Linked DNA regions of Homo sapiens: region 1 is linked to region 2. Evidence: chromatin loops called from intact Hi-C (ENCODE). Cell type or tissue: PC-9. All regions are shown on one strand. Links, peaks and the distances in the headings refer to the core of each region. The heading gives the core; the rest is flanking DNA. Region 1 has its middle 80 kb from the start of LINC02111. Region 2 overlaps BASP1 (brain abundant membrane attached signal protein 1).

Region 1 (9,326 bases), core at 588-8,587, 57 kb before region 2:
TCTACCAATCAGCAGGATGTGGGTGGGGCCAGATAAGAGAATAAAAGCAGGCTGCCTGAGCCAGCAGTGGCAACCCGCTCGGGTCCCCTTCCACGCTATGGTAACTTTGTTCTTTCACTCTTTGCAGTAAATCTTGTTACTGCTCACTCTTTGGGTCCACACTGCTTTTATGAGCTGTAACACTCACCACGAAGATCTACAGCTTTTCTCCTAAAGCCAGCGAGACCACGAGCGCACCAGGAGGAACGAACAACTCCAGAAGTGCTGCCTTAAGAGCTGTAACACTCACCGCGAGTGTCCGCGGCTTCATTCTTGAAGTCAGTGAGACCAAGAACCCACCAATTCTGGATACACTTTCACTGATGTGTAGGCTTAACGATGCACTTACGATCCTAGTAGCCTTTATAATTTTTTTTGAATACAGTATTTAGTTTCTTCAAAAGTTTGCATCAGGCTAGGCGAAGTGGCTCACGCCTATAATCCCAGCACTTTGGAAGGCCGAGGTGCGCGTATCATTTGCGGTCAGGAGTTCGAGACCAGCATGGGCAACATGGTGAAACTTCATCTCTACTAAAAATACAAAAATTAGCTGGGCATGGTGGCACATGCCTTTAATCCCAGCTATTCAGGAGGCTGAGGCAGGAGAGTCACTTGAACCCAGGAGATAGAGGTTGCAGTGAGCCGAGATCATGCCACTGCACTCCCACCTGGGTGACAGAGCGAGACTCCATCTCAAAAAAAATTTACAAGAGTAAGTCAAATTTCACATACTCATCACTTTCCTAAATAAGAATCGTTTCCTCAAAAAGCTTGGGATATATCTTAGGATTCACTCTCGCCCACATTTCACAAAATTATACTAAGCAACAGAATTTCATGTTTAGAAGAGATTTTCTCAGCTTTCTTCTTCTTTTGACCTGTCACATGATCAGGGTGGAGGAAGAATTAACTGACCTGACCTAGGAGGATTTTCTATTCATTTAAATTCATAGAGTTCGTGTCCTTTGCCAAACAAATGTGCATAACAAGTAAAGTATAGAATGGGTCAGAGAAGCCATCTGGTCTCACCTTCTAAATTTACCAATGAGAAAATTGAGGCCCACAGAGATTGAAATCCTCTCCTGAGTAAAATAGTCAGAATCAAAAATGAAATCTAATGATTCCCAGATGGTTGTTTCTTCCACTATAACATCATATTATTCTCCTGCATTATCATTTAACTTTCTGTTTACCTGTCTCATCTTGCCAACTAGATTGTCTTTAGTTTCATTCCAAAACTATCTAAACGGCATCCTCCATTTCCAGGTGGCAGTAAAAGATTAAAAAGTACCTCCTGGCCAGGCACAGTGGCTCACGCCTGTAATCCCAACACTTTAGGAGGCCGAGGTGGGTGGATCACCTGAGGTCAGGAGTTCGAGACCAGCCTGGCCAAACTGGTGAAACCCCGTCTCTACTAAAAATACAAAAATTAGCTGGGTGTGGTGGTGGGCACCTGTAATCCCAGCTACTCGGGAAGCTGAGGCAGGGGAATCACTTGAACCCGGGAGGTGGAGCTTGCAGTGAGCCAAGATTGTGCCATTGCACTCCAGCCTGGGCAACAAAACAAGACTCCATCTCAAAAAAAAAAAAAATTCCTTTTCTTTAGAAAATTCTACGCCTTTATGGTATCTGTGATGGTTAATGGTTAATTTTATGAGTCAATTTGGCTTGTCCATGGGATGCCCAGATAGCTGATTGAACATTATTTCTGGCACATCTGTGAGGATGTTTCCTGAAGAGATTATCATTTACATTGGTGGGCTGAGTAAAGCAGATAATCCTCCCCATTGTGCTGAGCATCATTCAGTCCACTGATGACCTCAATAGAATCAAAGGGTGGAGGAAGATTGGATTCCCTCTCTTCCTTCCTGGTTGAGCTAGGGCACGGATCTGCTTGCAGTGCTCCTGGTCCTGAGGCCTTTGAACTACACCTCTGGATTTCCTCGGTCTCCAGCTTGCAGACAGTAGACCTTAGGTCTTCTCAGCCCCTATAGTCACATGAGCCAATACCTTATAATAAATCTCTTTATATTTATATGTTCTGTTTCATTGGAGAACCCTGGCTAATATAGTACCCATGATGCCTGATGTTGAAGAAAACTAAGACTCAATACTGATGTTCATCCATACATTTATTCACCAAATATGTACTGCACACCTGCCCTGTGTAGGGCATTGTTTAAGGCATAGCAGTGAATAAAAATAATAAAATTTCTAGGCCAGGTGCAGTGGCTCATGTCTGTAATCCCAGCATTTTGGAGGCCAAAGTGGGAGGATCACTTGAGCCCAGGAGTTTCAGACCAGCCTGGGCAACATGGCAAAACTCTGTCTCTACAAAACAAACAAATAAAAATTAGCCTGTAGTGCCAACTACTAAGGAGGCTGATGTAGGAGGATCACTTGAGCCCAGAAAGCTGAGGCTACAGTGAGCCAAGATTGCACCACTACACTCTAGCCTGGGGGACAGAGTGAGACCCTGTCAAGAAAAGAAAGAGAGAAAGAAAGAAAAAAGGAAAGAAAGAAAAGAAAAGAAAGAAAGAAAGAGAAAGAAAGAGAGAAAGAAAGAAAGAAAGAGAGACAGAGGGGGAGGGAGGGAGAGGGAGAGAGAGAGAGAGAGAGAGACTTTTATTCTAGGTTTATTCTTTCTTCTTGTTTTGTTTTCTGTTTGTTTGTTTGTTTGTTTGAGATGGAATCTCACTCTGTCATCCGGGCTGGAGTGCAGCGGCAAGATCTCGGCTCACTGTGACCTCCGCCTCCTGGGTTCAAGCGATTCTCCTGCCTCAGCCTTTCGAGTACCTGGGATTACAGGCGCCCGCCACTATGCCCAGCTAATTTTTTTGTATTTTTAGTAGAGACTAAAAGTTTCACTATGTTGGCCAAGCTGTTCTCTAACTCCTGACCTCATGACTCACTGGCCTCGGCCTCCTAAAGTGCTGGGATTACAAGTGTGAGCCACCACACCCAGCCTGTTATTATTATTGAGGTAAAATTCATATAACATACAATTAATTTTAAAGTGTGCAATTCAGTGGCATTTGGTACATTTGCAGTGTTGTTCAACTACCCCCTCTCTCTAGTTCTAAAATATTTTCATTGCCCCAAAAGAAAACCAGGTACCCACTGGTAATAAAGAAAAGCATGCAATATGAGACCTTTCGTGTTGCATTTTTTTCACTCAGAATGATGTTTTCCAAGTTCACCCATGTTGTAGCATGTATCAGTACTTCTTTTCTTTACTGCTAAATAATATTCAGTTGCATAGATATACCAAAGTTTGCTTATTAATTCATCCATTGATGAACATTAGGCTGTTTTCACCTTTTGGCTATTGTGAATAATGCTTCTATGAAAAGTCATGTACAGGTATTTATCTGAGTACTTGTTTTCAAGTTTATTCTTTTTACTCCCCCTCCTTAATCCATTTCTGGATCTGTTTATAAGTCATATTTGAAATTTTAAAAGATGTTTTAGATGACCCCACAGTGGTGAAGAATCAAATATATTTAAGCCCCTAAATGAGTGCCTGGCACATAAGCAGTATGGTGATTCCTCAAAGAGCTAAAAGCAGAACTGTCATTCGACCCAGGAATCCCATTACTGGGCATATACCCAGAGGAATATAAATAATTCTGCTATAAAGACACATGCACGCGAATGTTCATTGCAGCACTATTCACAATAGCAAAGACATGGAATCAACCTAAATGCCCATCAGTGATAGACTGGATAAAGAAAATGTGGTACATATACACCATGGAATACTATGCAGCCATTAAAAGGAATGAGATCATGTCTTTTGTGGAAACATGGATGGAGCTGGAGGCCATTATCCTTAGCAAACTAATGGAGGAACAGGAAACCAAATACCACATGTTCTCACTTATAAGTGGGAGCTAAATGATAAGAACTCATGAACACAAAGAAGGAAACGACAGATATTGGGGTCTACTTGAGTGTGAAGGGTGGGAGGAGCGAGAGGAGCAGAAAAGGTAACTATTGGGTACTGGGCTTAATACCTGGGTGATGAAATAATCTGTACAACAAATCCTGTGACACTTGTTTACCTGTGGAACATCACTTGTACCCCCAAACCTAAAATAAAAGTTAAAAAAAAAAGCCCCTCAATAGACGATAGTTGTTATTACCAACAATAATAATTAACACAGCGCTAAATAGCATACAGCTGAATGCACACTTCATAGAGAATTGTTGCAATCTGGAGGCAGGTGTCAGTGCGGACTGGTCCCTTGAATGAAGATTCTTACAGCCTTCGCCCTACAACCAACTGTTCACCTCACACACTTCCTGGAGGTTGAAGAAATAGGCTGGAAGTTTTTCTCAGCATTTCTCTCTCTTTTTTTTTTTTATTTTTTTATTTTTATTTATTTATTTATTTTAACAGCTGAGTCCTCTGAGCACTTATTACCATGGATCACCAGCAGCAACGGGGCGGGAAGGGAGGTACCAGACTCATCTGCCCCTCAGGTAGATCTTGGGGGTCTGCCAGCCTCCAGGGGTTTCCTTCAGACCCGCCTTCACCCAGATACTCCTCGGGTCTCTCTTGAGCTTGATCGGCTTCCGTTTCAGGCGCCCGCCGCAGGAACAGCGGCCTCACAGCTTCCGGTGCTTGTGGTGGTTCATCTTCTGCCGGCGGGTCTTCAGCACGTTTTTGCTCTGCATCTGAGTTGTATCCCAGGCCTTCTCATCCTCCTGCTTGGCCCCTTCCCCCATCTGGCTAGGGAGACACTCATAGAATTGGGCTGGAGCCGCAGTCCCTGGGGTCTGGGCATCCAGTCTGGGCAGGAGGCAGCAGGCTGTAAGCCAGCTCTCCAGGGGGCTGATGGACATCTTCCTGGGGACCAGCATCTCCTCGAGCTCCAGCTGGGCCCCCTTGCTGGGGAGTGAGGCAGCCCTACCTGGGCCAGTTGGCTGTGTGCTGTAATGGGGCCTGCAGGCATGCTTGCTCAGCACTCCAGAAACAGGCCAGGGCAGACTGCAGCCTGCCCAGGAAACAGCCCTGAACAGCTGAGAAGTCAGGCGCACCAGGAGTATGGCCTGTGGGTGGGGAGCATTCCACTGCCAGGCTCAGGGACTTACGGTCGGAGCGTTTGTCGCATTTATCTGCCATGTTAGAAAATAATCACTAGCCCCCGCCTCCCGGGTTTGCCAGTGGACTTGCTCTAAGTTTTGCCCTGAAGTTACACAAACGTTGTAAAAAGCAAATGGAAACAGATTGTTGTCTTTCTGATTGTGTAACTTGGCATTAAAGGAATCTCTAATTTATTTGTTTAACACGCAACTGCTGACATCATTGCCTGAAGCACACTATCAAGCTGGTCTGATCCCAGCTTGTTCGCCACCCAAAGTCAACACCATTTAAATGAATTGTGACAATAAAAATTCCATTTCTATCTAGAGCCAAATAGCTGCTCAAATAATCACTTGGCGATCATACGAAGTATGTGAATATGGGGGATGCACTGAGCTGGAGTTTAGGAGATCTTGAGATATTCCTAATCTTGCTGTGACTTCTTTTGTGACTTCAAAGAGCACAAACCCCAGGCATCATTCTACTTCCTCATTATATGGAGGTTATTTTTCCTGAACCTATGTACTTCAACAAAAGTTGCAAGATTTAGCTTGTATTTATTTATGTTATCCTTGTCAATTCAGTCAAAATGGTTATGAGTTGTATAAGTCGCTACTTAGTCACAACTAAGGTTGATGTTGTTAGCTTTCTAACATTAATTATGCCTTTTTTAAAAATTCCACGAAAGGGTTTTTCATTTATTACAATATTAATTATGTTGGTGAGAGAGAATTGTGACAACCGAATTAACTCTGCTACTTCTTGTTCCTACCAAATGCCAATCTGATACTCTCACTGAAGTGGCAGTTTTAAGAAAGACATGTTGTCTTCCTTAAACAAACAAAACATTCCTCTTTATAATAAACAAGATCCTTATTCATGTATGTATAATTAGGGCTCTCCACCTGTCAAAAACTTTCAAGCTCTGTTTTTACTCAGTGTATAGCTCTACCTTCTCAATGTATCCTTTTCCAGACAGATGAAACCTTTTAGAAAATTTTCCCGAATGGTAAAAGATAAACACAGAGATCTTTGTTATCTCAAAGCTGAGTGACCCAACTGAGTTATCGTCACGGCTTAGGTCAAACTTTAAGCAAAACAAATACCATTATAAGCAACATTTCTTTACAAGAAAAATATTTCCCAACCTTGCAGCCTTGTTGATCCTGACGCAGGACACTCTACCATACAGACAAGCATGCAGTCTTTCACACGAGTCTGTGATGCTACAATTTCCACCTTGCCATTAGAAGGTGTTTAAGGGCAAGGATTTGTATCTCTGGTGCCTGGTAATTCATATTCTGATGCTGAATGAATATGGAAATGATTATTTGCACAATTCATGTTAGCTGCTAAGCAGCAAGGTTTGATATATTCTCCTTTCTAGAACTTGAAAACTCTAGGAACAAGTAGTTACCAGTATTGCCCAGACTACCGAGAGTATTTTAATGCTTTATTGTGAATATTGAGTGGATTTGTTCTGGGGAAAAAACAACAACAAATTATCTGTCTGTCTGTCTTTCTTCTCCACTGAACAATAAATTGTTTCTGGAAAGAAACTACAATAGTACCCCCTTACCCATATTTTTACTTTCTGCTGTTACTCACAGTCAACAACAATCCAAAAATATTACATGGAAAATTCCAGACATAAATAATAATTCCACTGAGAATGGTGTGTGTGAAACAAACTTCCACACAGTGGAACAAAATTACACTCAGAACAGTGTGCATGAAATTCCAGTTATGTTTCTGTCTTTATGCTGGAATTTTCATGCACACCGTTCTGTGTAGTGTAAAATCTCACGCCGTTCCACTCTGTCCCACCAGGGACATGACTCATCCCCTTGTCCTATGTTTTCAAGCTGTCTATGCTACCCACCAGTTCCTCACTTAGCCAGCTCGGTTATCAGATTGCAAAAACATAGTATACATAGAGTTTGGTAATATCCCTAGTTTCAGGCACCCACTGGGGGTCTTGGAACATATCCTCTGCTGATTAAGGGGAACTACAGTGCATCTTATCCATTTATATAACTGTACTGGCTAGCAAAGCACCTAGTTCCATAATAATTTCTAAAACTGCTCTGTCATTGTTAAGTCAAATCTATAAGGGGTTAATCATGAAATAAATAAAGCAGGATGAGGGCTGTCCTGTGAAAAGTAATTACCAGGCTGGGAGTGCTGGCTCACGCCTGTAATCCCAGCACTTTGGGAGGCCAAGGGAGGCAGAACACTTGAGGTCAGGAGTTTGAAACCAGCCTGGCCAACATGGTAAAACCCCATCTTTACTAAAAATATAAAAATTAGCCGGGTGCGGTGGTGCGCACCTGTAGTCCCAGCTACTCTGGAGGCTGAGGCAGGAGAATTGCTTGAACCTGGGAGGCAAAGGTTGCAGTGAGCCAAGATTGCACTGCACTCCAGCCTGGGTGACCAAGCAATACTCTGTCTCAAAAAAGAAAAAAGAAACGTAATGATCTCCCGACTGACAGTTTTGCACAAAGAGGGCTTCATTCCTTTCGAATCCTTAGTTGAAGTCACTCTCTCCCACCAGTGTAAGTGAAATGGAGAGGACCAGGGAGATTTGGGCCACCCCAATTTAGAAACACTGAAAGTTTTTCCCAAGTCCTGTCCCCATGACATGCAAACTCAGAGTCATTATGTCCTATATTAGTTTTTCAGTGGTATGAAAATTGCTCATTAGAGTTCCAACGATTGCCCTTGAAATAAAAATAATCACATTTCTTTCAAGTGCAAGAGGATCTGCTAGAATTTCTGGAGCAAAGAATGTTGCCTGCTGAAATGTTTTCAGACACCAACTCACCCCTTCAACCATTCTCAGGCGAGCATATTAGACCCATCTCAAGGCAGTCTAGTCCCTCTGGGCCTACTGAAAACGGATAAGAGCTACAGTGATAGCACGTGGGCCCATCCCACACCAGAGACACCAAAAAGGGAGCAGAGCTCCTTCGGAGTATGCTACTGAGTAGGTTCTGGAAGACGAAAAATTGAATTTTCCTAAAGTTTTGGAAGAGTAGAAAGAACACTGGGTGAGAAAGAAAGGAGGAAGGAAGGAAGCGAAAGAGGAGAGGAGGGAGCGAGGGGGGGTGTTTGGAGATCTAACGGTTATAAAACCCTCATAAGTAAAGCAAAGCAAGGGATTTTATTTCCATTTTACTTATGAGGAAATTGAGCTTCAGACAAGTTGTTTAGTCCAAATCTCACAAATTAGTAGAGCTGAGACTTGAACCCAGGTCTTCTGATTCCTGGTCCCATGGCCTTTCTGTTACGAGTAGTACAGCATCTTTCTTTCTTCATTTTACTAATTTGTGTCAACTGAAAGTTTCTGAGAAAGATTTATTGGCACATGGGTGAAATAGCCTGTGTGCAGGCACATTTGATGTAACAGTGTCTGTGATCAAAAGTTTGGGCATTTCTCAATAAGGAAATTGCTAAATAAATCATAATACGTAGTCTCTAAAAATATGAGACAGTTTGACATGCCCTCATACGGCACGATCTCCAGGCTATACTGTTAAGGGTAAAATAAGTGTGATGCATAACAGCCTGCACAGTATCCACCCAAGATTCCCAGGGGAGAACAGGAGGATTGCCTCCCGTAAGCTGAACTGGAATTGGCAGCAGCTCTTCTGCTCCACCCTCCCCCCAGCCAAGCTACAAGGCTGTGAAAATCACTCAGTATTGCTTTTGGAGCAGCTCTCTGCAAGTCTGGACTCTGTCTCAGAATGAGAGGCCCTCCACACAGAAGTTCTACATGCAGCAGTTTACTCCAGGTAGGTACCATAGGGTAATGATAAGAAAACAAGACTTCTCAGCCCCACTACAGACAAAAAATTCAGGGTTTTGAGATGCAGCAGAGAACAGCAAGTGTACACAAGTCTATGCAGAAAACATGGGGCCGGAGCAGAAGCATAGATCTCAGTTTTTAAGTGGCAGTACCAATGGTGACCTCAAGCCTGTGACTCAAGGTGACAACTGGCTGCTCAGCTAAGAGCATGGCAAATTTGCCTCAGGCCTATAGTGAATCATTTGAAATACCCAGAGTTGCAAGGCTGGTGAAGAAGTGATGACCCAAAGCTGAGAAGGATCCAAGGACAAGTCAAGAAAGTGTGACAGCAGTGAGCAAGGGCCTCCTGGGATGGCACACGCAAGTGCCACGCAGTGACTCAAGGTGGGG
Region 2 (8,578 bases), core at 1-8,000:
AAATGGAGATTTGTAATCTGAACACATCCTAAAGCTATCAACATGCAAGTTCTACTTATAATGCTTTTCCAAAATAGCTACGTACATCTTTTGCATAAAACAAAAAAAAACACTAGATACAGTAATTAATGTTGAAGGATTTCTCTGTTCCATAAAGCCTCCTGAATGTGTCGGTGGTCTTCTCATCACTGGTGAGTAAAACACACGTAAATTTGTTAATAAAGCAAGTATCCACGCTCTCCCTTGATCACAGATTCCAGTCTGTAACCCCAGGTATCGGGATGCACACAGATGGTGGTCAAAGCAACATAAACTTCTCAATTTGGTAATTGAGGGTCTTCATGATTAAGACAATAGTTCTGAAAGATATGGGTCATTCTGAGAGATTGGGAAGGACCATGATTAATCAGAATTCCAGCAAGACTACACAGAAAGAAACAAAATAGAGAAGAAAGTGGGGAATCTAATGTCATACTGTGCATCTGTTCTCCTAAAACCATCATTACACTTGTAAAAGATCATTATAAGCCAGACATGGTAGCTCATGCCTGTAATCCCAGCACTTTGGGAGGCCAAGGTAGGAGGATCACTTCAGTCCAGGGGTTCCAGACCAGCCTGGGAAACATAGTGAGACCCCCATCTCTGCAAAAAATACAAAGAATTAGCTGGGCATGGTGGCGTACGCCTGTAGTCCCAGCTACTGGGAAGGCTAAGGTGGGAGAATTACTTGAGCCCAGTAGGGTGAGGCTGTAGTGAGCCATTATCACGCCACTGCACTCCAGCCTGAGTGACAGAGTGAGACCCTGTCTTAAAAAAGTAAATACAAATAAACAAATAAATAATCATTACAGAGATAAGTCCTTTTTAAAGTAACTAAATATTTTGAACTTTGAAAATAATGAAAAAAAAACCAATTGATTATTTTATGATTTTGTCAGATGATTTTACTTGCCAGATTATGAGCTAGAAATTCTAGAATTCGTCTTTTCTTCTAGAGGAGAGGTGAGTATACTGGGCTACCTGAAGTTTTATTGGAACACAGCCATGGCCATTCATTGACCTATTATCAGCAAGTGCTTTCACACTCAAGAGCAGAGTTGAGGAGCTGCAACAGAAACTGCATGGCTGGGAAAGTCTAAAGTATTTATTATTATCTGGCCCTTTAAGAAAAACTTGACTGACCCCTGCCCAGAGTCTTAGATGAAGGTACTTCACTAGTGACTCAGTTCCTATGATCAGATGAGAGTGTGATTCAGGTCTAAAGGATATTGCAAAGATTAATCAGGAACTTTTTGGTTTGCAACAATATTATCAGTGAAAAACAATGTCACATGGGAACTTTTTAAGATTGGGAAACAAGATAGTCTTTTTGTTTCTTAACTCTAATTCCTTCTTCTATGTATTCTGCCTGAGAGCAAAGAGACAGGTTGCTACACAGCACGTACCAGGTCAAAAACTCTGGACACACAGGTTAAACTCCCCAGGAGGTGTGGTGCCAAGGCACAACATCCACAGAGAACATCTCCAAAAAACGTGCTTGGGTGTCAAGCAAGAGTTCCATCCCTTTCTGCTGCATGGCACACAGCAAGTAACCTAACCTCTGAGCCTGTTTTTACACAAGTACAAAATAGGGATAATAATACCTTTACATGAGAGGGGATTTATAAAAATTAAATAAGACAATAAAGACTTAAATGCTCCCTCTTGAGCAGATTACATGGTCTTGTGGCGCCCTTCTGATTATCTCCTGCCTGCCCACCTCTAAAGTTAGAATGTTCATGTTTGCGATGTTTCCATAATACCAAAAAATAATAGCCGAATGGCAAAAATGAAGCTAAAGAAAACACAGCTGTTTCTTATCATGAGCTTACTCCCCAGTCACAGCTTCCCTTTAATTCTCCCTAGACCTAGCTTTCTCATCTCCAAGTCCCAACCTAAGCTCCTCTCCTCTGCCCTCTGTCCATGACTTCCTCCAAAGGTTCAAGGGGCTGTCATCCTTGGCGCTCACCAATTCAGTCTTGGTGCACTTGCTGGGAGACCCATCCAGTTGAAGGGTTTTGAAAGCCCTCTGGGATACTGAGGATTCTTTGTCTACACTCTAGCGCCCACTAGATTATTTCTTGAGCTTCAGACTCATGCACATAGTGGTCTACAACTGACCCAACAGGATGTCCTTCAAACTCAACATTTCCCCAAGTGAGCTCATCACTACCTTTCTCACCTACCCGAACCTTCTTTCTCCTCTGCTCCCTCCCAAGAGATTAGAACCACATCCACCCCATCGCCCAGCCAGAAATGTGGGAGTCTTTCTGGACCAACTTTCACCACCACCACCGCTACCCTCACATCCAATGCTTATGTTCCACTAAATATGTTCCACTAAAATATGTTCATAACTCCACTGCTAGGTGCTAGAAAACAAAATATGAGCTGAAATACTGCATGGCCTTCTGAGAAAGCTTTTGTTCTTCCCTACCTCCTCCTGCTGCTAGACAAAGACAGTTGGAGCTCCAGCCGCTGTTTGGACCCTTCCACAGAAACCAACACTGTGGAAGGAAGAGCTGAGAGATGAGTCTGAAATCTTTTTAACATATATTTAATGGTTTTGTATTGATGTAAAATCATTTTATATATTTTAGGGGTACATGTGATATGTTGATACTTGTATACAATGTGTAATAATAAAATCAGGGTATTTGGGATGTTTAATGCTTTTGTATTGATGTATAACCATTTTATGTATTTTGGGGGTACATGTGATATTTTGATACTTGTATACAATGTGTAATGATAAAATCGGGGTATTTGGGATATTTAATGGTTTTGTATTGACATATAATCACATTATATATTTTGGGGGTACATGTGATATTTTGATATTTGTATACAATGTGTAATGATAAAATCAGGGTATTTTGGATATCTGAAATCTGGAAACTTGATCACACCCCTCAACTACCAGATCAGCCCTAGAACCCATTTCTGGAATTTAACATATGAAGAGTTAACCTTTTCTCTCACGTAAGCCATTTTAGTTTTAGGTTTTCTGTTCTATGCAGCAAAATCTAAATCTAACAGCGTGTAGATCGCTCAAAACCACTCTTCAAACACCAAAAATTCAGGTTAAAATATTTTGGCCGGGCGCTGTGGCTCACGCCTGTAATCCCAGCACTTTGGGAGGCCGAGGCGGGCGGATCACGAGGTCAGTAGATCGAGACCATCCTGGCTAACGCAGTGAAACCCCATCTCTACTAAAAATACAACAAATTAGCCGGGCATGGTGGTGGGCACCTGTAGTCCCAGCTACTTGGGAGGCTGAGGCAGGAGAATGGCATGAACCCGGGAGGTGGAGCTTACAGTGAGCCGAGATCGGGCCACTGCACTCCAGCCTGGGCGACAAAGCGAGACTCCGTCTCAAAAAACTAAAATAAAAATAAAAATAAAAATAAACTTCAATACATTAGACGATACAATATTCATGCGACCCCTTCCCCTATGATCATCTCTCAAACAAACTTTTCTCAATGACCAGTATTTGGAGTATAGAATCACTTAAAAATGCCAAGTCTGTTCATTGACTTCTCCACATAAATTATATATTGATGCTGTAAAAAATAAATAGTAACAAAAAATTAGACTGATTGTTAATAGTTACCATAAAGTCAATGCTGAAAATTTCAGAAAAGAATAGACAAGTTCATCAAAGAACACACTTTTTACGAAGTGCAAAGTTTTGTAAAGAACAAAGCGACCTTTTAAAGTCAAGTGGAATATGCCCCAAATTAAAATCAGGGCCGGGCGCGGTGGCTCACGCCTATCATCCCAGCACTTTGGGAGGCCAAGGCAGGTGGATCACTTGAGGTCAGGAGTTTGAGACCAGACTGGCCAACATGGTGAAATCTCATCTCTACTAAAAAAAACATACAAAAATTAGCTGGGCGTGGTGGCACATGTCTGTAACCCCAGCTACTTAGAGGCTGAGGCACGAGAATTGCTTGAATCCAAGAGGCGGAGGTTACAGTGAGCTGAGATCACACCACTGCACTCCAGCCTGGAGGACAGACCAAGACTCCAGTCTTAAAAACAAGAAGAAAAAAAAATTAAAATCAATGGTGTACCTCAGTATAGGTGGACAAAACAGCACTAGCAAGAAGGGTGTCAGCAATAGGTAAAAATAAAAGGAAATCCTTAAAACACATTAGAATGAGAAGCCTTACAAATGGTCAAGAAAAAGACTTAGATCAAGTTGTGGGTTGAAGAAAAATTAATAAAGTCGGAAGATGCAAAGATAGATAAACGTTACTACAGACAGAATCATTTATAGAAAAAAAATAGAGTCTAAATTGAAGTTTAAAAAAGGTAAAAAGGTTGTGGTCACATTAAAATCTAGAGGTCTTTTTTGTATTTTGGTGGCACTATTTTATTTTCTGAGATCTCAAACTCAAAGGGTTAAAACCCTTTGGTTTTGTGATTTTAGGAAGGGTTAAAAAAAGTGTATGCCAGGAAAATGCCTTAGCATTGACTCAATGTGACTGGAAAAGCCTCATGGTTGGAACAGTAACTGCATCTGGCTTCTGAAATTCCTCACCAGTTAATCATACCCATCTAGACTTTTGCTGGCCCCAAAGCTCAGTAGGGATCTACCACGCAGAAGGCCCTGAATGTTGCAATCCAAGGAGATAAAAATCCTGACTTGCTGCTACAGGCATCCCCAAGAGAGGAGCAGATGGCTTCTTGTTTTGACCAAATTTGCTTCTGGATGAAAGCAAGAAGGCTGCAGGAAGACTCACATTTACTGCACCCCACACAGGACAGGCCCACCATCAATGCAAGGCCAACAACAGGGACGGTTCCTGCGTTGGGCTCTGCAGGCACAGAATAAGGGGGTCTGAGCTCACAAGGGCCATGAAAGTGTAAAAGTTTGAGATCTCAGAAAATAAAATAGTGCCACCAAAATACAAAAAAGAAGACCTCTAGATTTTAATAAGTGTTTGTCTACAGGAATACTTATGCCAATGAGCCTCTACAATGCAACACATATATAATTTTGCAAACTACAGTTAATTGGGGATGGGAGTGTGTGTTGATGGTTACTATGACATGGAGCAGGGCCTCCATACTTAAAGGATGCTACAGCCCATGGAGTGGTGGTACAAAGGGAAGAAGGAAATCAAGGAGACCTAGAATAGGCGCACCACATGTAAACGTGCTTTTTAAATTATCAACAAGCACAACTGCAGTGTGGTACATATTTTTTAAGAGATTATGGTTTTGATTCATTCTGTGCCATCTTGTAGGCACCCATAAATATGCGTGTTTTAGGACATGGTAAACACGGGCTGGAAATCATTCACATTCTACAGGGGACATCATTCAGAGTTTAAAAGAATACCGAAGTGCCTGAGCTTGGTTTTATTAACCCTCAAATGTATGCAATGAGAATGTCCAATCTTTGGATAAAGATTGAACCGTCTAATGTAATGATTATTAAACAACAGCATACCCGAGAGTCATGTCCAATTGGGGCTGAAACAGATATTTTCTGATGGTTCTGCAGCAGTAGCCTCTCTAAAGTAACACAGCATAGTCCACTATAAAATGAATACCATATATGTATTGACATTCAGGGGAAATTTTTAATTATAAAAGTCTTATCCAGCACACAGCAACAGCACATGCTGAAAAACATTCTTTTATTTTCAACTATGACACAATTGTTTTCACATCAAATGAAGGCATCCAGCTACCGACAGAGGCTACTCCAGATAACGGACATTTGGTATCAACTAGGTCCTTTAATTTCCACAGTTTACAAGCACTGGGTTAAATTTAAGTGTGAGCCAAGGGATTGTCACACGTATAGCTGAAGTGAGAATTCTGACAATGTGACTGACTACAGGTAACCATTGAAAAGATATTTACTAGAATATTGAATAGCATGAAACCATCTGCCCACTATCCCAGATCTGGAATATTCAAGTGTTTGAATGGAAATGATGACAAGCAACTGAGAACAAGACAGAGAGGGGAGGGATGACCCTGGGCTATGGCCAGTCTACACATAAGTCAACTCCATGGTGGCCTAGGATGCAAACAGAATCACAATTTCTCTGGTCACCAATGCCCTTTTCCAGGAAAGAGGGAGGCACTGCTGAAGAGAGACCACAAAAACGCTAAATATTTTCTCATCCTCTGCAGTACATTTATCCTCTGATACTCATAAAGTCTACTGATTTTCTAAGTTAAAGACGCAACAAAAATGTACATACGAAGCGCCAGCACACGGACACGAACACACTTCATTCCTGCCGCTGCCTCACACTGAAAGAGATGCTATTTCTTAAATCCAGCTGAGAGGTTATGTCCTGAAAGGCAGGCCTAAGTGCTGGGCCAGGAACTTTATAGGCCACATCAAAGTTGACCCCCAGCCACTGGCACCTTTTGAAGAAGCAGCATTCGTGCATAGAGGCACAACTTCAGATCAGTCTAAAAGCCTGAAAATATACAGAAACTACATTCATTGGGCAGTCTGGTATTCAACCGATTTCTTCCATAATTGAATGAAGGCATAATAACACTGATGGGTTTCCCATCCTCTAAACCAGATAAAAACACAGTAACATAGTTGTTGACCTGTATGAAGTCAGGATCCATGTCCTTTATAGAACCTATGGGGCATTTTCTCAGCCTCTGGGCACCTGGATAAAAAGCTCTGAGATCCAGTGGCCTATACTTTACATGTTCAGAACTTTAAGAATCCAACATTCGGAAATCCAACTGACATTTAAAAGACAAACCTTGCTTTCAGAAATCCAAATGGCATTTATCTATCTACTTATTTATTTATTTATTTAGAGACAGGGTCTGGCTCTGTCGCCCAGGCTGGAGTGCAACAACGCAATCTCGGCTCACTGCAGCCTCTGCCTCCTGGACACAAGCAATCCTCCCACCTCAGCTTCCGGAGTAGCTGGGACTACAGGTGCACCACCATGCCCAGCTATTTTTTGTATTTTTTGTAGACACAGGGTTTCGCCATGTTACCCAGACTGGTCTTCAACTTCTGTACTCAGGCAATCCGCTGGCCTCAGCCTCACAAAGTGCTGGGATTACAGGTGTGAGCCACTGCAACGGCCAAATGACTTTTATAAGGTGATACAAGGTAACTGATGGAAGGCAGGGTGATTCTCAATGGTCACTGCCAAAGCGTTCAGAACCCCAGAGGCTAAGAGGGAGCAAAAATGCTATTTTCAAAAAGACTTTCCACAGAAGGATTTGTAAAGCAAATTGGGAAAATGGGCAATTAGAGAATGAGGTCCTTCCAGATTTCTTCAAGTTACAAATATCCTAAGAAGCCTGCATCTAGTCACAGAGATGTGAGTTGACATTATTCATTCCTCTAATCATGAGTTGTATTTTACAAAGTTAAAACACAGCACTATTCATTCCTCTAATCATGAGTTGTATTTAACAAAGTTCAGCCAGTTTTCGGGGCGGCCACATCTCCTGCAGTCTAGAGTCTCCACCTTTCCAAAAGTCTTTTATTTATTTATTGAGACACAGTCTCACCCTGTCACCCAGGATGGAGTGCAATGGTGCCATCTCGGCTCACCGCAACCTCTGCCTCCCAGGTTCAAGCGATTCTCCTGCCTCAGCATCCCAAGTAGCTGGGATGACAGGTGCGCACCACCACTCCCAGGTAATTTTTTTTTTTTTTTATCTTTAGTAGAGACAGGGTTTCACCATGTTGGCCAGGCAGGCCTCGAACTCCTGACCTTATGATCCACCCGCCTTGGCCTCTCAAAGTGCTGGGATTACAGGCGTGAGCCACCGCGCCCGGCCAGGTCTTTTATTTTACAGTGTTGGGTTCTTGTCAAGAGAGTCTCAACTGTCCTTTAAAGAGGCCAAGCCCATCCCACAGCTGGGACAAGTTGTGGCTATTGTTTCTGGCTGAAAGAACTCCTCCAAATACCCCAGAGAAACCTTCTCCAATAATTATAGAAAATTCTAGAAAACATCTAACCGTGGTGTTTTTTTCTTTTTCCTGGAATTCTCTTGATTTTTTTTTCTCTATCCACGCGTTGGTATTATTCGACTTATTAGTAGTAATGCCCTACTGTCCCCTAGTTTTACATTTTGACTCCATGAAAGCCAGCACACAAGCTCAGGCATTATACAGACTTGGTTCTGAATCCCAGGGCTTCTGCTACCCCCTGAGTTATCCTGAGCAATGTATTTATTCACTGTGATCTCAATTTCTTCTTCCATCTTTCTTTTATCCCTTTCTCCATTTTTCCTTCAGCCACTCCAGCAATTTTTCTCTGTAAGTTTTTGTTTTTTAAAAAAGTAAGCCAAACAGTAAAAACTGAGATTTTCTGCCTAGAGAAAAAAAAAAAAGTAACTTTCTACACAGAGCCTACTAATTTTTAAAGGCCTATAAAATTTATTATCATTAATCTCATATTAAATTGCTGAGGTAAGAGTGTTTATTTTTAAAAATAAATTAACCACAAAGTGGTATTGATAGATTTGGTCTCCTGAATACAATAATATCATATATTTGGCATTTAGATTTAGCATT

The links. A loop is a pair of places that touch in the nucleus more often than their neighbours do. Peaks named below come from ENCODE experiments on the same cell type or tissue, not always from the same donor. Only the 100,000 strongest peaks of a DNase experiment are listed, where the experiment ranks them.
Region 1: it touches region 2 in a loop (8-fold over the local background); 5 of 110 quality-filtered maps call a loop at or near these places.

The regions. Positions count from the first base shown.
Region 1 is chr5:17,302,148-17,311,473 of GRCh38, reverse strand. It overlaps the pseudogene LOC646012. Among named protein-coding and RNA genes, the nearest start is that of LINC02111, 80 kb to the left of the region's middle. RefSeq lists enhancers at 1-54, 8,353-8,919. In PC-9, for the core only: no CTCF peak of the experiment used is centred there; a DNase peak (open chromatin) is centred at 5,313; H3K4me3 peaks cover 848 bases; H3K27ac peaks cover 599 bases.
Region 2 is chr5:17,245,461-17,254,038 of GRCh38, reverse strand. The region is part of intron 1 of BASP1 (brain abundant membrane attached signal protein 1); the gene reads right to left. Among named protein-coding and RNA genes, the nearest start is that of BASP1, 32 kb to the right of the region's middle. In PC-9, for the core only: no CTCF peak of the experiment used is centred there; DNase peaks (open chromatin) are centred at 1,308 and 4,618; H3K27ac peaks cover 2,246 bases.